Regions from separate parts of the Homo sapiens genome. Here region 1 is linked to region 2. The links are chromatin loops, found by intact Hi-C in ENCODE. Cell type or tissue: heart right ventricle. All regions are shown on one strand. Each heading gives the region's core, and the rest is flanking DNA. Links, peaks and the distances in the headings are about the cores only.

Region 1 (10,313 bases), core at 847-8,846, 58 kb before region 2:
TCCAGCTATTCTGGAGGCTGAGGCAGGAGAATCACTTGAACCCGGGAGGCAGAGGTTGCAGTGAGCCAAGATCGCACCACTGCACTCCAGCCTGGGCGACAGAGTGAGACTCTGTCAAAAAAAAAAAAAAAAAGGGTAGGCACAGTGGCTCACACCTGTAATCCCGGCACTTTGGAAGGCTGAGGCCGGCAGATCACTTGAGGTCAGGAGTTTGAGACCAGCCTGGCCAACACGGTGAAACCCCGTCTCTACTAAAAATACAAAAATTAGCTGGGTGTGGTGGCACATGCCTGTAGTCCCAGCTACTAGAGAGGCTGAGGCAGGAGAATTGCTTGAGCTTGGGAGGCGGAGACTGCAGTGAGCTGAGATCACGCCACAGCACTCCAGCCTGGGCGACAGAGAGTCCATCTCAAAAATAAATACATAAATAAATAATAAATCATAAAAATAACAAAATTAGCCAGTGTGATGGTGCATGCCTGTGGTCCCAGCTACTCTGGAGGCTGAGGCAGGAGAATCACCTGAACCCCAGGGGCGGAGGTGGCAGCGAGCCAAGATTGCGCACTGCACTCCAGCCTGGGTGGTAGAGTGAGAGCCTGTCTCAAAAAAGAAAGAAAGGGAATCAGTACTCAGAGCACTTAACAGTCCTTTGCAGACAGGCACACATTAGGGAGAAACGGGAGTCCCTGTGCTGGCTCCCCACAGAGGTGGGACAAGGCGATGCTCTGCCCTCCTCTTCACCTCCTACCCAGATGCCCGGAGAGGAGACAGGAGGGCCAGGCAGTGTCACGTGTCACGCATGAGGCCAGTTCTAGGGTTAGTTCCAGGGGCTCCAAGCCCAGCTGTGGCACCTGTTAGTGGGGTGGCTAGTCACCCTATATTTCCAACTTCCTTTAAAATAAAGGAAATAGAACTGACCAGGATGCATTGCTTTGAGGATTTCCTGTTAGTAGGGTGGCCAGCCACCCTATATTTCCAACCTCCTTTTCGTTTTTGTAAAATAAAGGAAGTAGAACTGACCGGAATGCATGGCTTTGAGGATTTGAGATCACAATCTTATACGCGTACCTGCATGTGTACATATTTTTCCCCTAGGGGCAATGGTTTAGTGTTTGAGGGACTTTCTAGAACATACTGCCTCAAATACTGTGTGGATGAGCCCAGGAGCCTTGGCCAGCCCTGCACTGAGTCTTATTCCTTCCACAGGGTGGGGGTACCGGTGGGTTTCCAGGGCTCGGTGCTGGTTTTCCTCAGAGAGTCGGGGGAGCCTGCCTAGAATGGGTTCCTCTCCGTTTTCTGTGCCCTTTGAATCAGGAGAAAGCCGGGCTGCAGGCCCCAGGGAGCAGAGCATCAGAGATCTTGCCAGGGTATTGCAGCTCCAGGGGACCGGCCATGGGAGACCAGAGACGCGACCTGGGCTGGGGAGGTTGGCGCTCTCGTTCTGAGTCTCCAGCAGCGGGGAGGAAGGGCCTGAAGTCAGAAGCTGCCGTCCTACAGAGCTGGGGCAGCTGGAAGGGGGGAAGCCTGTTTCTGCCCCCAAGCCTCCCACAGCCAGGGCTGCGATGGCAAAAGCCTCCCTCACACCCCATCAAGGCCTGGCCAGCTGCGAAAGCTGCATCGTGCCTGCCTGTTCTGGGGGTTACACCTGCAAACGAGAAGGGTCAGAACGTCCAGCTCTGGGCTTCATGGGTCACGTTCTGGATGATACAGAAGAAGCTGTCAGACTCTGCTTCCGAGTCTCTGGACGTGAGAGCAAATGCACGGTGTGCGCAAAGGCCCAGCTGGCCAGGGGCGTGCCGTGGAGCCTGCAGCAGCAGGTCCTCAGGCAGTCTCGCTGCTCTCAGCTGGAGCAGGGACCTGCAGTTCTCAGGGACTTGCCCTGAGAACGGGCGGCGCCGGCCATCTGCCCACCCAGAGCACCATGAGAACTACGCCAGGGCGTGTGGATGCCAGCTTGCCCCGAGAACAGGTGGTGCCAGCCATCCGCCCACCTGGAGCACCATGAGAACTACGCCAGGGCGTGTGGATGCCAGCTTGCCCCGAGAACGGGTGGTGCCAGCCATCCGCCCACCTGGAGCACCATGAGAACTACGCCAGGGCGTGTGGATGCCAGCTTGCCCCAAGAATGGGCAGCGCCAGCCATCCGCCCACCTGGAGCACCATGAGAACTACACCGGGGCGTGTGGATGCCAGCTTGGCAAGCTGTGAAAGCCTTGCAGGTGTTTCCATCAGATCCCACAGTGGGAGATTCTCATTCGCAGCTCCCGTCTCGTGGCATGCACGCTGGGACATCCTCACCTCTGGCTCTCGGCAGTTGGAAGAGGATTCCAAGCTAACTGGAATTAAAATCGAACCTGGACCCGGGATCTTTGTGTTGTTTTTCAGGGGAGCTGGGGGCAGAGGCAGGCAGTTTGGCCATCCCCTGGGAGCTGCAGCATTCCAGAACCTTCAGCTGCCTCCTTGCCAGCGCAGCCTCAGACAGGAGTGCCTCTGAGGCTGTGTCGGAGGGCGCCTGGGCAGGAGGAGCCCAGCAACAGTGTGCCCAGCTCATCCCAGATCCCAGAGGTGTGACGTGTGAACTCAGGACGCCGGCCGAGAGCCCAGGTTCCGAGTTGCAGTGATCCCCACCCCAGGCCCACAGACAACACCCGAGAGGTCCTGAGAGCCCCAGGGCCATGTGAGCTCAGCCAAGAGCAGAGGCTGCCCCAGCTCCAGAGCCGCCTGATGCTGCCGTCGTCATGGGCCAGGCCAGGCCTACCTGGAAGAGGCGCGTGGCTGCGGGGCAAGGAGTACTTCGTCCTGCATGTTTCTCTCATGGTGTGGGGCAGAAGGTGGCCCAGGAACCTGCTGTCGAGGTGTCCCCGCGGGACCCAGGGACCTGAGCTGAGTCTGGGCTGGGCGCCGCCCCCGTCCCTTGGCTCGTCCTGGCGCCGAGAGTTCAGTGGGAAGCCCCATGGTGGTGCACCTCGTCCTTGTCAGGGCCCCACTGCTGGGGTCCCCTCTGCAGCTCTGCCACGGCTCCTGAAGGCTATGTCAGGGCTGCTGCACTCCCCTCAGGGAACCAGACGGTGCCCTCTGGAAGAAGCCCCTCGATCATTTTGTAAGGGATGGATCTGGGGTGCTCTCTTGTCAGCGCTGCCACAACCAGGTCCTTCTGCCTGACCTGGCCCCAGCCATTCACTTCTTCTGGGCACACAGGACCTTTGGCACCGGCCGTGGGAGCAACGCCAGCAGCAGTGGCTGTGTGGTAGGGGCCTTCCCCAGCCACGGACCCCAGGAAGCCTCCATTTGTGAAACAGGACCCCTGCACCTCTGTGGGAGAGGGAGGGGTCTCATCCAGGTTTACACCAAAGCCTTGGTTGCCATGACTGGATCCAGCCAGAAGGCACCCTGCAGTGGGGTCTGCGCAGCTACATTACTCTGGCCCCTGGGCCTCCTTGCCAGATCTCCACAGCACGTGAGAAGACGTTGGCCCTGCGGGAAGAAGGCGCTGGGGCTGGCGGCCCTGTCTCCCTGAGCATGCCGAGGCCCTGACGGGAGCATGCTCCATGGGGGCGACAGAGGGGCAGGGCTATGGCTGGGCTACCCCTGCCTCCCTCCCTGGCCGGCGGTGGTACTGAGCCGCATCACCAGCGCACGGAATCGGTCACGCCTGCTGTTGCGGTGGTGGCATTAAGAGCCACCTCCGGGCTCGTGTGTCCCCTGCCTCCCCAGGCCGAGACCCTGGCCAGGAAGGAGAGGGTGGGGCTCACGTGCTGTCTGCCACCTGCCTGCAGGCGTGGATGGCAGCCACAGCCTTGTGCCTCTGAAGGCATGAGCCAGCTAAAGGAGGAAGGCACGGCCCCCCTCCCCTGTCCCGAGTGCTTGCCTTTGTGGGGTCAGGGGTGCTGGGACAGGCCTTGGTGATGTATGCTGTTGCTGGGCAGTTGAGCTGGAAGGAGCCCGTCCCTGCTGGACACCTGCTCTCTCTTCTCTGGTGTGGATTCTGTCCTGCCACAACCTTTGGTCCCTTGGGGGACACATATTTGAGTCAGTCCCATCTGCTCAGCCAAAACCCCTTGATTCACCATGAGGGCGCCGTCCATCCTCAGCGCTGGGCGCCCTCCTTCCTGACCCAGATGGACATTTTCCTTCACGCCTGGCGTGGCTTAGTGAGTGTGTGTCTGGAATGCAGTCGGTGTGAGTGCAAACGCCAGGCAGTGTTCTCGGGCCACTGCTGCAGAGTGTGTGTGTGTCTGTGTGGCCACATGTGTGCCGTCACCACGTGCCATGTGTACACACGTGCCAGGCGCTGTCTTGAGACATTCGCGCAGTGCACGGCACTGGGGACACGTGGCACTGGCTGAACTGCCACACAGCCCCGTTCCAGGGCCTCTTGTCAAAGCCAAGAGGGCTCGTGTGTCGCATGTCTGTCCCTCTTGGGTGCCTGTGTGTGGCTTCTGTCTCATCGGGGTACGGCCGCCCTGCGTGTCTCACATCACCACATCCTGGCCGTCCGTGTGAGCGTCCATGTGACCATCGGTGTGAGCATCCGTGTGAGCATGTGACCGTCTGTGAGTGTGCGACGGTCCATGTGACTGTCCGTGTTTCCGTGTGTGTCCATGTGAGTGAGCGTCCATGTGAGCGTGTGAGCGTCCATGTGAGCATCCACGTGAGCGTTCGTGTGGAACGTGTGACCGTCCATGTGAGCGTCCGTGTGACCATCCGTGTGAGCATCCGTGTGACCGTCCGTGTGAGCGTCCGTGTGAGAGTGTGACCGTCCATGTGAGCGTCCGTGTGACCATCCGTGTGAGCAGCCGTGTGACCGTCCGTGTGAGCGTCCGTGTGAGAGTGTGACCGTCCATGTGAGAGTCCGTGTGACCATCCGTGTGAGCATCCGTGTGACCATCCGTGTGAGCATCCGTGTGACTGTCCATGTGAGTGTGACCATCCATGTGAGCATCCGTGTGACCGTCCGTGTGAGCGTCTGTGTGCCTGTCCGTGTGAGCATCCGTGTGACCGTCCATGTGAGAGTGTGACCGTCCATGTGAGCATCCGTGTGACCGTCCATGTGAGAGTGTGACCGTCCATGTGAGCATCTGTGTGACCATCCGTGTGACCGTCCGTGTGAGAGCGTGACCGCCCGTGTGAGCATCCATATGACCGTCCATGGAGCATCTGTGTGACTGTCCATGTGAGCATCCGTGTGACCATCCGTGAGCATCCGTGTGACCGTCTGTGTGAGTGTGACCGCCCATGTGAGCATCCGTGTGACCGTCCATGTGAGCATCCGTGTGACCGTCCATGTGAGAGTGTGACCGTCCATGTGAGCATCCGTGTGAGCGTGTGACCGTCCGTGTGTGTGACCATCCGTGTGAGAGTGTGACCGTCCATGTGAGCATCCGTGTGACCGTCCGTGTGTGTGACCATCCATGTGAGCATCTGTGTGACCGTCCGTGTGAGCGTCCGTGTGAGCGTGTGACCGTCCGTGTGAGCATGTGTGACCATCCGTGTGAGCGTCCGTGTAAGCATCCGTGTGAGCGTGTGACTGTCCGTGTGAGCGTGTGACCATCCATGTGAGCATCCGTGTGACCGTGAGCGTCCGTGTGAGCGTGTGACCGTGTGAGCATCCGTGTGAGCGTGTGACCGTCCGTGTGTGACCGTCCGTGTGAGCATCCGTGTGAGCGTGACCGTCCGTGTGTGACCGTCCGTGTAAGCATCCGTGTGAGCGTGTGACTGTCCGTGTGAGCGTGTGACCATCCATGTGAGCATCCGTGTGACCGTGAGCGTCCGTGTGAGCGTGTGACCGTCCGTGTGTGACCGTCCGTGTGAGCATCCGTGTGAGCGTGTGACTGTCCGTGTGTGACCGTCCGTGTGAGCGTGTGACCATCCATGTGAGCATCCGTGTGACCGTCCGTGTGAGCGTCCGTGTGAGCGTGTGACCGTCCGTGTGAGCGTGTGACCGTCCGTGTGAGCATCCGTGTGACCGACCGTGTGAGCGTCCGTGTGAGCGTGTGACCGTCCGTGTGAGCGTGTGACCATCCATGTGAGCATCCGTGTGACCGTCTGTGTGACCATCCGTGTGTGACCGTCCGTGTGAGCGTGTGACCGTCCGTGTGAGCGTCCGTGTGAGCGTGTGACCGTCCGTGTGTGACCGTCCATGTGAGCATCCGTGAGCGTGTGACCGTCCGTGTGTGACCGTCTGTGTGAGTGACCATCCATGTGAGCATCCGTGACCGTCCATGTGAGCGTGTGACCGTCCGTGTGACCGTCCGTGTGAGCATCCGTGTGAGCGTGTGACCGTCCGTGTGAGAGTGTGACCATCCATGTGAGCATCCGTGTGACCGTCCGTGTGAGCGTCCGTGTGAGCGTGTGACCGTCCGTGTGAGTGTGACCATCCATGTGAGCATCTGTGTGACCGTCCGTGTGAGCATGTGACCATCCGTGACCGTCCGTGTGAGCATCCGTGTGAGCGTGTGACCGTCCGTGTGAGCGTGTGACCATCCGTGAGAGTGTGACCATCCATGTAAGCATCCGTGTGACCGTGTGAGCGTCCGTGTGAGCGTGTGAGCGTCCGTGTGAGTGTGACCATCCATGTGAGCATCTGTGTGACCGTCCGTGTGAGCATCCGTGTGAGCGTGACCGTCCGTGAGTGTGTGACCGTCCGTGTGAGAGTGTGACCATCCATGTGAGCATCTGTGTGACCGTCCGTGTGAGCGTCCGTGTGAGTGTGTGAGCGTCCGTGTGAGTGTGACCACCCATGTGAGCATCTGTGTGACCGTCCGTGTGAGCGTCCGTGTGAGCGTGTGACCGTCCGTGTGAGTGTGTGACCATTCGTGTGAGAGTGTGACCATCCATGTGAGCATCTGTGTGACCGTCCGTGAGCATCCGTGTGAGCGTGTGACCGTCCGTGTGTGTGACCATCCATGTGAGCATCCGTGTGACTGTCCGTGTGAGCGTCCGTGTGAGCGTGTGACCGTCCGTGTGTGACCATCCATGTGAGCATCTGTGTGACCGTCCGTGTGAGCATCCGTGTGAGCGTGACCATCCGTGTGTGTGACCATCCGTGTGAGTGACCATCCATGTGAGCATCCATGTGACCGTCCGTGTGAGCGTCCGTGTGAGCGTGACTGTCCGTGTGTGTGACCATCCATGTGAGCATCTGTGTGACCGTCCGTGTGAGCATCCGTGTGAGCGTGTGACCGTCCGTGTGTGTGACCATCCATGTGAGCATCCGTGTGACTGTCCGTGTGAGCGTCCGTGTGAGCGTGTGACCGTCCGTGTGACCATCCATGTGAGCATCTGTGTGACCGTCCGTGTGAGCATCCGTGTGAGCGTGTGACCGTCCGTGTGAGTGTGTGACCATCCGTGTGAGAGTGTGACCATCCATGTGAGCATCCATGTGACCGTCCGTGTGAGCGTGACTGTCCGTGTGTGTGACCATCCATGTGAGCATCTGTGTGACCGTCCGTGTGAGCGTCCGTGAGCGTGTGACCGTCCGTGTGTGTGACCATCCGTGTGAGAGTGTGACCATCCATTTGAGCATCCGTGTGAGCGTGTGACCGTCCGTGTGAGTGTGACCATCCATGTGAGCATCTGTGTGACCGTCCGTGTGAGCATCCGTGAGCGTGTGACCGTCCGTGTGTGTGACCATCCGTGTGAGTGTGACCATCCATGTGAGCATCCGTGTGACCGTGTGAGCGTCCGTGTGAGCGTGTGACCGTGTGAGAGAGTGACCATCCATGTGAGCATGTGTGACCGTCCGTGTGAGCATCCGTGTGAGCGTGTGACCGTCCGTGTGTGTGACCATCCATGTGAGCATCTGTGTGACTGTCCGTGTGAGCATCCGTGTGAGCGTGTGAGCATCCGTGTGAGTGTGACCATCCATGTGAGCATCTGTGTGACCGTCCGTGTGAGCATCGGTGTGAGCGTGTGAGCGTCCGTGTGAGTGTGACCATCCATGTGAGCATGTGTGACCGTCCGTGTAGCATCCATGTGAGCGTGTGAGCATCCGTGTGAGTGTGACCACCCATGTGAGCATCTGTGACCGTCCGTGTGAGCGTCCGTGTGAGCGTGTGAGCGTCCGTGTGAGTGTGACCACCCATGTGAGCATCTGTGTGACCGTCCGTGTGAGCGTCCGTGTGAGCGTGTGAGCGTCCGTGTGAGTGTGACCATCCATGTGAGCATCTGTGTGACCATCCGTGTAGCATCCATGTGTGTGAGCGTCCGTGTGAGAGTGTGACCACCCATGTGAGCATCTGTGTGACCGTCCGTGTGAGCATGTGAGCATCCGTGTGTGTGACCATCCATGTGAGCATCTGTGTGAGCGTCCGTGTGAGCGTCCGTGTGAGCGTGTGAGCGTCCGTGTGAGTGTGACCATCCATGTGAGCATCTGTGTGACCGTCTGTGTGAGCATCCGTGTGAGCGTGTGACCGTCCGTGTGTGTGACCATCCGTGTGAGTGTGACCATCCATGTGAGCATCCGTGTGACCGTCCGTGTGAGCGTCCGTGTGAGCGTGTGACCGTCCGTGAGAGTGTGACCATCCATGTGAGCATCTGTGTGACCGTCCGTGTGAGCATCCATGTGAGCCTGTGACCGTCCGTGTGAGTGTGTGACCATCCGTGTGAGAGTGTGACCATCCATGTGAGCATCCGTGTGAGCATCCGTGTGACCGTCCGTGTGAGCATCCGTGTGACCGTCCATGTGAGCATCCCTGTGACCGTCCGTGTGAGCCTCCGTGTGACCGTCCGTGTGAGCTTCCGTGTGACCGTCCGTGTGAGCATGTGTGACCGTTCGTGTGAGTGTGTGACCGTCCGTGTGAGCTTCCGTGTGACCATCCGTGTGAGCATCTGTGTGACCGTTCGTGTGTGTGTGACCGTCCGTGTGTGACCGTCCGTGTGAGCTTCCGTGTGACCGTCCGTGTGAGCTTCCGTGTGACCGTCCGTGTGAGCATCTGTGTGACCGTTCGTGTGAGTGACCGTCCGTGTGAGCTTCCGTGTGACCGTCCGTGTGAGCATCTGTGTGACCGTGTGTGTGTGACCGTCCGTGTGTGACCGTCCATGTGAGCGTGTCACCGTCCATGTGAGCATCCGTGTGACCATCCGTGTGAGCGTGTGAGCATCCGTGTGACCGTCCGTGTGAGCATCCGTGTGACCGTGTGAGCCTGTGAGCATCCGTGTGACCGTCCGTGTGAGCATCCCTGTGACCGTCCGTGTGAGCTTCCGTGTGACTGTCCGTGTGAGCATCCGTGTGACCGTCCGTGTGAGCGTGTGACCGTCCGTGTGAGCATCCGTGTGACCATCCGTGTGAGCGTGTGAGCATCCGTGTGACCGTCCGTGTGAGCATCCGTGTGACTGTCCGTGTGAGCGTGAGCATCCGTGTGACCGTCCGTGTGAGCATCCCTGTGACCGTCCGTGTGAGCGTGTGACTGTCCGTGTGAGCTTCCGTGTGACCGTCCGTGTGAGCATCTGTGTGACCGTTCGTGTGAGTGTGTGACCGTCCGTGTGAGCTTCCGTGTGACCGTCCGTGTGAGCATCTGTGTGACCGTTCGTGTGAGTGTGTGACCGTCCGTGTGAGTGTCCGCATAACCGTGTGAGCATCCGTGTGATCATCCGTAACCGTGTAGGCGTCCTTGTGAGCCTCCGTGTGAGCGTGCAACCGTCTGTGTGACCGTCCGTGTAAGCGTGTGACCGTCCGTGTGAGCGTGTGCACACGCTGCTGCCCACACCCTCTAACACCTGTCTCCTTATCGTCACATGCTGACCGTCCGTGTGAGCATCTGTGTGACCGTCCATATGAGCGTGTGCGCACGCTGTGGCCCACGCCCTCTAACACCTGTCTCCTTGTCTCGCCCTCTGTGCCATCACCACATGCTGACCATCCATGTGGCGTGTGCGCATTCTGCTGCCCACGCCTTCTAACGCCTGTCTCCTTGTCTTGCCCTCTGTGCTGTCGCTGCCGTGTGCTGCCGTGTCTGTCGCTGCCCTGCAGTCCTCGTCAGTCGTGGAGGAAAAGGTAAAACCCAAGAGGTGTGTCCACTGTGGTGCTGGGGGACGACCAGCAGGCACATTAGGGCATCAGTTACCAGCCCAGGGCGGCTGCTTGGTCTGCTGTGAGGTGTTTCCTGTGGCAGATGTGAGAGGTCGGAAGGGCCATCTGGCCACATTCACGAGACTGACACTGAGAAGGTGGCGACCACTGGGTCCCCTGCACAGCCATGCAGCTGGGCAGCGCCGTCCAGGTCGCCCACACTCTGCCCTCGCTCCACAAGCACTGCCTTGGTCACAGACGAAGGCACGGCGCCGACTCCTGCTAAGGAGGGGTGTGCATCAGG
Region 2 (10,313 bases), core at 909-8,908:
GGCGCCTGCCATTAAACGTGTCCGCTGCTGTGGCGACAGATCTGATGTTTCTAGAGTCTTCTGTCCTTCGGGGTCAGACAGCACCTGCTTCTGTAAGTTTCTGGGCTGGACTGGGCCAGGCCGGCAGGTTCGTTCGTTCCGTTGTCAACAAGCCCCTGGGCCCAGGTGCTGATGTGTTTGCATCTTATTTGGTGGGAATTCGGGGAGATTTTGTGATAAACCTGACAGCTGGCCCCTTCGCCGTGGAAGAATGGCCTCCCTGGGACACTAAAGGGGCCCCTCCCGGGACAGAGACCAGAAGTCAGGTTGAGAAGGGAGCTCCAATCCCAGGGGTCCCCTGCACCTCTTCCCAGTGAGACCCGAAAGGAAAGCCCTTCCAGAAAGCAGAACGCGCCATTTTTCCCAAAGGAAGAGCTCAGCCTTCAGCAGGGGAGGACCCTGGAGGTGGGGGCCCGGAACCAACCCGGGCGGCCTCTGGGTGGGTGAGAGGGCACCAGGAGCACCTGGGCTGACGATGCCGGTGCCTGGGGGGGGCAGAGACAAACGCCCACGGCATCTGCAGGGGGTGCGGCTTCCCACGCAAGGCGGACGGCCCGCCCCGCGCTCCCTCCTCACCCCACCTCAGCCGCGCCCTGGCTGCCTGGACCACACCCCTCGGGGACACTGCCTGGTCCTCAGGGCGATCCCTCAAAGAGGAGGGGTGAGACGCAGAGCCCCTGGGGATTCGAGTTGGTGCCATCATTCCTGGAGGATGTTCTGGGGAGCCCGAGGGGCAGCCACGGGGACCAGGAAGACACATGGGTGTGGGGCAGTTGGCCAGGGCGGTGGCGGGGCAGGATCCAGGCGGGGGCCCTGGGCGTGGCCAAGCCGGGGAGGAGAGAGGTGAGGAGACCAAGGCGTACCCAGGCAACACCATCCTCCCCTCCCCTGAGCCAGGTGGGTTTTTTTGAGACAGGGTGTTGCTCTGCCGCCCAGGCTGGAGTGCAGTGGTGCAGTCTTGGCTCACGGCAGCCTCTACCTCCCAGGCTCCAGTAGTCCTCCTGCCTCGGCCTCCCTAGGACCACAGGCATGGGCCACCATGCTATGCTAATTTTTTTTATTTTTTGTAGAGACGGGGTCTCTCTTGTGTTGCCCAGGACGGTCTCTCAAACTCCTGGGCTCAAGCGATCCGCCCGCCTCGGCCTCCCAAAGCTCTGAGACCACAGCTGCGCGCCGAGCCCCCAGCCCCCTCCCTGGTTTCACGTTCGCAGTCACCCACTGTGCCTGTTAGATTCGATTGCCTTTGCCTTTAATTGATGACAGCTGGGGGGGCCGCCATGCCTTCCACCCCATCAGGCCCTTGCGTCTTCCAGCAAGTGCACTGGGCAGGCCCCTGAGGACACTGAGGACCTGTCCCCAGCACAAGGTGAGCCAGGTGGGGGCCTGAGTCCGGGGCTTGAGTCCGGGGACCTGGTCAGCAGGGAGCAAAGTGGGCCTCGCTGAGGTCCCGCAGGTCGAGCCCCACGACCTCGGGCGGGCTGGCACAGGTGATGTTGTTGTAGGTGTACGCGGGCGGCTGGCAATCGTCCCCCTCACAGATGGCCTGGACGAAGCGGGGCACAGCACTGGGGTTCTGCAGGGCGAAGTCCCGCAGCGCCTTGAGAGGGCAGCCACAGTCCCAGGGGTTACCCTCCAGCCACAGGCGCTCCAGGCCCGGGGGCTGCGGCGTGAAGGTCCGCAGTGAGTTGTTCCTGAGGCTGAGGTAGCGCAGCCGCCCCAGTGGTGCCAAGAGGCTGTTGGGCAATGCCTCCAGGCGGTTGTGCGAGACGTCCAGCCAGAAGGCCCGCTGCAGGGGGCCCAGGGCGTCCGCCGGCAGCTCTGCCAGGCGGTTGCGGGAGAGCAGCAGGTACTCCAGCTTGCCCAGGCCCTGGAAGAGGCGGTGGGGCAGGTGCGTGAGCTGGTTGGAGGTCAGGTCGAGCTCCAGCAGCTCCGCCAGCCCCCACAGGCTCTGCTCCTCAATGCCCACGAGGCCGTTGTCCTTGAGGAAGAGTCGGCGGAGCCCCGAGAGGCCGGTGAAGGTGTGCGGGCGGATGCGTCCCAGGCAGCTGCCCTCCAGGTGCAGGCTGTGCAGCTTGCCCAGGCCCCGGAACACCTGCTCCGGAAGGTTCCGGAGACAGTTCCCAGAGAGGTTCATGACCGCCACGTTGGTGAGGCCGAGGAAAGCGCCCGCCTTGACCTCCTGGAGCTGGTTGTGGTCTAGCGTGAGCACCTCAAGCTGCCCCAGGCCCTCAAAGCTGCGCTCAGCCAGCTGCCGGATGCGGTTGTGGCCCAGCTGCAGCTCCTCCAGGAAGTGCAGGTCCTTGAAGGTGCGGGGCCGCAGGCTGGCGATGGCGTTGTGGGACAGCCGCAGCACACGCAGGCCCAGCAGACCGGGGAACGTGTCCTCCAGGAGGCCAGCCACGCGGTTGTGGGACAGGTCCAGCCATCGCAGCGCCTTCAGGCCCAGGAAGGCGCCCGGGGCCACGGCAGCGATGAGGTTGCGGTCCAGGTAGAGTTTCTGGAGCCGGGGCAGCTGCACGAACACGTTTGCCTTGATGGCCCGCAGCGCGTTCCTGCTCAGGTCCAGCTCCCGGAGCTCGGCCAGGCCGCTGAAGAGCGCGGGCTGCAGGTAGGCCAGCCTGTTGCCCGCCAGCACCAGCTCGCGCAGGCTGCCCAGGCCGCGGAACGCCGCATCGGGGAGCACCGCCAGGCTATTCCAGCCGAGGTTGAGGTCCCAGAGGCTGCCGAGGCCCTCGAAGAGCCCGTCCTCCAGCCTGCTCAGACGGTTGTTGCTGAGGCCGAGCGAGGCCAGCGCGGGCGTGTGTGCAAACGTGCCGAGTGCCAGGCTGCGCAGCTGGTTCCGCTCCAGGTGCAGGTGGCACAGGTTCTCTAGGCCCAGCAGCGCCTGTGGCTCCAGGCTGCCCAGCTGGCCGCCCTGCAGGTTGAGGAAGCCCAGGCTGGAGAGGTTCTGGAAGGCTGCCGGGGGGACGGACGAGAGGTTGTTGCCGTCCAGCCACAGGGCTTGGGTGCCGCCCGGGACTCCATCAGGCAGGCGCGTGAGGTTCCTGGAGCTGCAGAAGACGCTGAGCTCATCCGCGTCGTCATCGTAGCTGCAGACACAGGCGGCCGGGCACGCTGGGCCCTCGGCTTCCCCCGGCGTTCCGGGGTCTGCTCCCTCCAGGCTGCGGGGGCCCAGTGCCACCCAGGACAGCAGCAGCAGCGCCAGGGCCAGGCCTCCTGCGGGGGGAGAGGCTTGGGGAGGCGGCCCGAGGAGGGCTCTGCCCGAGTGAGCCTGATACCAGCACAGCCGGAAGCGGCGCTCAGGTGTGAACTGAGGCTCGAGGTCACCCGCTGAGATGCGAAGAAGCCGGTGAGCCCCACAGGTCCTCCGGCTCAAAAGCTGACACTGCGCTTCCCACCCCATGGGACAGAGGAGTGGCCGCCCCGCCCCGCTGCACAGACGCTCAGGGCTTGGCTCTCCAGCTGTGCGCAGGCCACGTGGGCTCGGCCAGGCTGGGTCTCGGGCTGTCTGGCCATGTGGCAGCCGCACCCCCAAGGCAGGCGCTTGAGCCAGGCCAGTCTGCCACGTTGGCCTAGAGGAAGGGGAGGGAACTGAGCCATTGGCCAAGGTCCGGCCATTTTCAGAATATTCTGCAGCAGGTCTTGGTGGGCACTCGCTCACTGCCCTCAGAGGCTGGACAGGGAGCTGGGCACCTCCTGCCCCAGTTAGGCCCCCCAGCGGGGTCTCACCTGCCTGCATCCAGGCCTTGGTCGGGTGCTGCGGGAGGGGACCGGGGCACCGCCGTCGGGGGACAGGTAGGAACCCTGGACCGTCGGCCACCAAAGCTCACATTGCCTTTCAGGACAAGGGGCCACAGGCCCCACAGACCCAGCCAGCAGGCTCCCAAGCAGCGATGACCCAAAACCTCTACTGTATGGCCCCCCCATCCTCAGAGAGTGTGGAATTGCTGGGATGGTGGCAGGGGCGAGGTGGGGCCCCCCCGACTGCCCTTCTGTCACGATGGGTTGGGAGTGGCCTGAGCCAGCTCTGGAGCTCAGCTCAGGCTTGGGGGTGGCCGAAGCTGCAAGGGGTCACCCCACAGAGACAATGGGGTGTGAGCCAACGTCTCCTGCCTGGGCCGGGCCCACAACGCGGGCCGTGCGGGGCACTTCCCGCCGCTGTGCTGGGAGCTGAAGGGTCCGGCCTGCACCTGGCCCTCCTCCCCTGTGCCGCCGCCAGCGCCCTTAGGGTGGAGGACGGGACAGAGACCCCTGGTGCCAGGCACAGCTGTGTCCCCCTGCCAACCCCAGCAGCCGCATTTCCGACTGTGGGCTCCCCAGAGTCCCCCGCAGACCCCCAGAGCTGAGCCCCCCAGAGCTTCCTTGGGGGCTACCCCGGCCTCTCCCCAGCGGGCTCAGGGTCACAGACTGGCCACCCCTAGAGTGGGTGGCGGGGCACTCGGGGGCCTCACCTTTCCTCAGGGCCATCCTGCATGCAGGGCAGGCTGCAGGCAGGCAGCGAGGGAGGGTACGTCTGCTGTGCCGGCCACCCCTGCCCTCTGGATTTCCCCACTGCGGGGCAGCCCGCGCCTGTCACCTGGCTGGCCCAACCCAGCTGGCCCTGGCTCTGTTAACCCCCTCGTGCCGGGCGGCCGGCATCAGCCCGGAGCCCTGGGGTGCAGACAGTGCAGGGGGTGAGGGAGCTTCAGTCGGGGCCCGAGGTAGCCGTAATGCGGCCCTGGGGGCTGACGGCCAGTGCCCGGGCCCCCTGCAGGGCTGACTGGGGAGGGCTGGGCAGCCAGGTTGGGGTGGGGACCCCTTGCAGCAGCCTGGGAGGGGCTGGGGCTTGAGGCCGGTTTGGGGAGCCCAGGGTTTTACCAGGTCCTGTTGCGGGCAGGGGGCTCCTCGGGCAGCTCCTGGGGTCTTGAGCCCACCCCTGGCCTGAGTAGCCAGCCGTGTGGGGCTAAGGGGCTGCCGCCCCTTCCCCGTGCCCCACCCAGCCATCCACCCGCCCTCCCGGGGGTTCCCTACAGCCTGGGTGGGAGCTGCCGTTTGGGCTTCAGGCCCACGGTGCTGTCCAGGGCCCAAGCTCACCCTGCCTCTCCCGTGACCCCAGGGGCGCTGGTGTCTGGCCACTGCCCCGCCCCCAGCCTCTTCTAGGAATGCCTGGCAGGGCTGCAGGCGCCTGTTTGCTTTTGCCCTGCGCCATCCTCGGGGAGTGTGTGGGGGTGGCCTGGCCATGGGAGCCAGGTCTTGTGCCTCAGACAAGCCTCACCTGCCCCTTGCTGTCCCCCAAGGCTCTGGTGAGGGCCTGGCCGCCCCACAGTCACCGCTTGTGTGCAGAGAGGCCACAGGAATGTGTGCCCAGCCATGTCCAAGGCCACCCCTGGGCTCCGTCTCCACCTGCCTCCAGAGGCCCCTGGTTCCCCTCCACCTGCTCAAACCACTTCCCAACCAGTCGCTCTCTCCCCCAGGGCCTGAGCAGGTGCAGCCCCTCCCCTCCAGGTCCCTGCAGGCCCCTCCCCTGGCTGTCAGTGGGGCCTGCCCACCAGTCCCTCGGCAGTGGGAAAGTGTGCAGGGAAGCAGCCGGAAGGGGTGCAGGCGGGGGCACAGCCAGGGCTCGGGGAGACCACAGTTTTCCAGGGCCCTACCCCATCCTCAGCTCCGGCCTCACCTGGCAGGCCCCGTGCAGAGCTGTGGGAAGCCGCCGGCCCACTGTCATCGTCTTCCCTTTATCGAGAATTGATCATTTTCCAGGTGGCGTCTCGGCTCCTCTTCTGAGAAATTATAGATCCACGGGGAGAAAGTCCACACCCAGAAAGACCCACGATCCGTTTACTCAGCAGAAAACGCAGACTCAGCAGGGGCCTGGGGCCTGAGGCCAGCAGACCCGGGCGGCCTCCTCTCAGGAGAGGTCCCCGTGGGGGCCCCGGCCTCCGTCAGGCCGCGCACCCCACCTGGGAGCCCCACACATTCCAGGTGGGAAGGGAGAATCTGTCCCTGTTCTCTTCCTTTGGGAGGGGCCGGGTGTCGCGGGCGGGCAGAGCCTCACCAGGGTTGCGGCAGCCGCGTAAGGGGGCTCCAGGCCTCTTTGATTCCTGTGGTAACGCAGAGGCCTACACACACATTCAGCCCATTGAGTTCCAGAGGCCCCCATCACTGCCGCCACCCCCAATGGCCCCACTCCCCGTGGCCTCTCCCAGCTCAAGGCCGGTGGCCTCCCAGGCTCCTCCATGAGCCGCATTCTGCCTGTCTTCAGGCCGCACAGGGCCTGGCTTTCTGTAGGACAGGACCCGAGGGAGGTGAGGCCATGTCTAGGTCACGTCCTGGAATACATCTGTCCCTGTCCTTCTCACTGTTTCCAGCAATGCCACCGAGCCCTGTGGCTCTGCATCCTGTGGGTGCATACCTGTCTACACTCAGGCCAGTGGCGAGTGGACGGTGGCCATCACCTGGGAGACCGAGCATCTTGTCCAGCACACAGCCACAGGGTCATCTGGCCTCAGCCACTGCTGGTTTCGGTCTCTTGCCGATTTTCTAGTTAGCTGGCTGATTTCTGATTTGCAAGATACAAGAAAAAACAAAAGCATTCAGCACGCACACTCAGGTGTGTGGCCTTTCTGTCCTCTCGTTAGGATTCTGGTGAGTTTTTTTTTTTTTTTTTTTTTTGAGATGGAGTTTTGCTCGTTGCCCAGGCTGGAGTGTAATGGTGCGATCTCAGCTCACTGCAACCTCTGCCTCCTGGGTTCAAGCAGTTCTCCTGCCTCAGCCTCCCAAGTAGCTGGGATTATAGGCATGAACCACCACACCTGGCTAATTTTTATTTTATTTTATTTATTTATTTTTTGAGATGGAGTCTCAGTCTGTTACCAGGGCTGGAGTCCAGTGGTGTGATCTCCGCTCACTGCAACCTCCACCTCCCATGTTCAAGCGAGTCTTCTGCCTCAGCCTCCCAAGTAGCTGGGATTACAGGCATGAGCCACCACGCCTGGCTAATGTTTTGTATTTTTAGTAGAGACAGGGTTTCACCATGTTGGCCAAGCTGGTCTCAAACTCCCGACCTCGGGTGATTTGCCGGCCTCGGCCTCCCAAAGTGCTGGGATTACAGGTGTGAGCCACCGTGCCCAGCCCCTAATTTTGTATTTTTAGTAGAGACAGGGTTTCTCCATGTTAGTCAGGCTGGTCTCAAACTCCTGACCTCAGGTGATTTGCCTGCCTTGGCCTCCCAAAGCTCTGGGATTACAAGCGTGAGCCACCGGGCCGGCGAGAGTTCTTAATTTTAATTGAGATGATATCCCTTAAATGTTGAGGTTGATTCCTCAGATACCAACAACAAAGATGATTTGGTTTGGCCTCACATCCCCACCCAAATCTCACCTTGAACTGTAATAATTCCCATGTGTCAAGGGCAGGGACAGGTGGAAACAACTCAATCAGGGGGCAGTTTTCCCCATACTGTTGTGGTAGTAACTCTCATGAGACCTGATGGTTGTTTTTGTTTTTTGTGTGTTTGTTTGAGATGGAGTCTTGCTCTGTCTCCCAGGCTGGAGTGCAGTGGCACAATCTCGGCTCACGGCAAGCTCCACCTTCCAGGTTCATGCCATTCTCCTGCCTCAGCCTCCCAAATAGCTGGGACTACAGGTGCCCACCACTACGCCCGGCTAATTTTTTGTATTTTCAGTAGAGATGGGGTTTCACCGTGTTAACCACGATGGTCTCGATCTCCTGACCTCGTGATCCACCCGCCTCAGCCTCCCAAAGTGCTGGGATTACAGGCGTGAGCCACTGCGCCTGGCTGAGACCTGATGGTTTTATAAATGGGAGTTCCCCTGCAGACGCTCTCTTGCCTGCCGCCGTGTAAGACCCTCTGCCTTCCGCCATGATTGTGAGGCCTCCCCAGCCATGTGGAACTGTGAGTCCATTAAACCTCTTTCCTTTATAAATTACCCAGTCTCAGGTATGTCTTTATCAGCAGCATGAGAAAAGACTAATACAGTAAATTATTACTGTAATAATTATTATTACAGTGGGACACTGCTGTAAAGATACCCAAAAATGTGGAAGTGACTTTGGAACTGGGTAGCAGGCAGAGGTTGGAACCGTTTGGAGGGCTCAGAAAAGGACAGGAAGATGTGGGAAAGTCTGGCGCTTCCTAGACTTGCTGAATGCCTTTGACCAAAATCCTGATAGTGATATGGCCAACAAAGTCCAGGCTGAGGTGGTCTCGGAGAAGAGGAACTTGTAGGAAACTGGAATAAAGGTGACTCTTGCTATGTTTTAGCAGAGACTGGTGGCATGTTGCCCCTGCTCTAGAGATTTGTGGAACTTTGAACTTGTGAGAGATGATTTAGGGCATCTAGTGAAATAAATTTTTTTTTTTTTTTCTGAGATGGAGTCTCACTTTGTCACCCAGGCTGGAGTGCAGTGGCGCAATCTCGGCTCACTGCAACCACTGCCTCCCATGTTCAAGCGATTCTCCTGTCTCAGCTTCCTGAGTAGCTGGAACTACAGAAGCACGCTGTCACACCCAGCTAATTTTTGTATTTTTAGTAGAGACAGGGTCTCACCATGTTGGCCAGGAGCGTCTTGATCTCCTGACCTTGTGATCTGCCCGCCTTGGCCTCCCAAAGTGCTGGGATTACAGGCATGAGCCACTGCGCCCAGCCAGTGAAAGAAATTTCTAAGCAGCAAACTGTTCAAAATGTGACCTGGATGCTGTTAAAAGCATTCAGTTTTATGTATTCACAAAGATATGGTTTGGAATTGGAACTTATGTTTAAAAGGGAAGCCAACCATAAAAGACTGAAAAATTTGCAGCGTGATGATGCCATAAAACAGAAAAGCCCATTTTCTGAGGAGAAATTTAAGCTGGCTGCAGAAATTTGCATAACAAGGAGCCAAATGTTAATCACCAAGACAGTGGGGAAAATGTCTCCAGGGCATGTCAGACGTCTTCAGGGCAGCCCCTCCCATCACAGGCCCCGAGGCCTAGGAGGAAAAAATGGTTTAGTGGACCAGACCCAGGGCCTTGCTGCTTTGTGTAGTCTCGGGTGCCCTGCCTCCCAGCCATGGCTAAAGGAGCCAAGGTACAGCTCAGACTGTTGCTTCAGAGGGTGCAAGCCCCAAGCCTTGGCAGTTTCCATGTGGTATTGGGCCTGCAGATGCCCAGAAGTCAAGAATTGAGGTTTGGGAGCTAGGTGCAATGGCTCACGCCTGTAATCCCAACACTTTGGGAGGCCGAGGCAAGTGGATCACCTGAGGTCAGGAGTTTGAGACCAGCCTGGCCAACATGGTGAAACCGTGTCCCTACTAAAAATACAAAAATTAGCCAAGCATGGTGGTGCACGCCTCTAGTCCCAGCTACCTGGGAGGCTGAGGTGGGAGAATCACTTGAACCTGGGAGGCAGAAGTTGCAGTGAGCCAAGATCATGCCACTGCACTCCAGCCTGGGTGACAGAGCAAGACGCCATCTCAAACATAAATAAATTAATAAATTAAAAATTCAGGTTTAGGAACCTCTGCCTGGATTTCAGAGGATGTATAGGAACTACTGGATGTCCAGGCAGAAGTGTGCTGCAGGGGTAGAGTCTTCACAGAGAACCTCTGCTAGGGCAATACGGAAGGGAAATGTGGGGTTGGATCCCTCCACAGGGTCCCTACTAGGGCACTGCCTAGTGGAGCTGTGAGAAAAGGGCCACCATCCTCCAGACCCCAGAATGGTAGATCCACCGACAACAGCTTGCACCATGGACCTGGAAAAGCCACAGACACTTGTCACAAGCCTGTGAAAGCAGCTGGGAGGGGGGCTGTACCCTGCATAGCCACAGGGGTGGAGCTGCCCAAGGCCTTGGGAACCCAGCTCTTGCATCAGTGTGATCTGGATGTGAGACATGGAGTCAAAGGAGATCATTTTGGAGCTTTAAGATTTGACTGCCCTGTTGGATTTCAGATTTGCCTGGGGCCTGTAGCCCCTTTGTTTTGGCCAATTTCTCCCATTTGGAATAGGTGTATTTACCCAATGCCTGTACCCCCACTGTATCTAGGAAGTAACTCACTTGGCTTTTGATTTTACAGGCTTATAGGCAGAAGGGACTTGCTTTGTCTCAGATGAGACTCTGGACTTGGACTTTTGGGTTAATGCTGGAATGAGTTAAGACTTTGGGGGATGGCTGGAAGGGCATGATTGTGTTTTGAATTGTGAGGACATGCGGTTTAGGAGGGGCCAGAGGTGGAATGATATGGTTGGGCTGTGTCCCCACCCAAATCTTATCTTGAATTGTAGTTCCCATAATCCC

What was found. Hi-C counts contacts between places; a loop is a spot of excess contacts. Peaks named below come from ENCODE experiments on the same cell type or tissue, not always from the same donor. Only the 100,000 strongest peaks of a DNase experiment are listed, where the experiment ranks them.
Region 1: it touches region 2 in a loop (4-fold over the local background); 2 of 110 quality-filtered maps call a loop at or near these places.

The regions. Positions count from the first base shown.
Region 1 is chr16:1,730,725-1,741,037 of GRCh38, forward strand. All of the region lies in intron 4 of MAPK8IP3 (mitogen-activated protein kinase 8 interacting protein 3), which reads left to right. It overlaps MIR3177 (microRNA 3177), which reads left to right and starts at 4,261; the gene lies at 4,261-4,342. RefSeq lists enhancers at 4,240-4,741, 4,742-5,241, 8,554-9,132, 9,133-9,710. In heart right ventricle, for the core only: no CTCF peak of the experiment used is centred there; no DNase peak of the experiment used is centred there.
Region 2 is chr16:1,789,147-1,799,459 of GRCh38, forward strand. It overlaps IGFALS (insulin like growth factor binding protein acid labile subunit), which reads right to left and starts at 4,559. Exons shown (of 2, transcript NM_004970.3): 1 at 4,491-4,559; 2 at 1,267-3,255. The coding sequence starts at 4,506. The coding sequence ends at 1,454. It overlaps NUBP2 (NUBP iron-sulfur cluster assembly factor 2, cytosolic), which reads left to right. Exons shown (of 7, transcript NM_012225.4): 7 at 1-40. In heart right ventricle, for the core only: no CTCF peak of the experiment used is centred there; no DNase peak of the experiment used is centred there.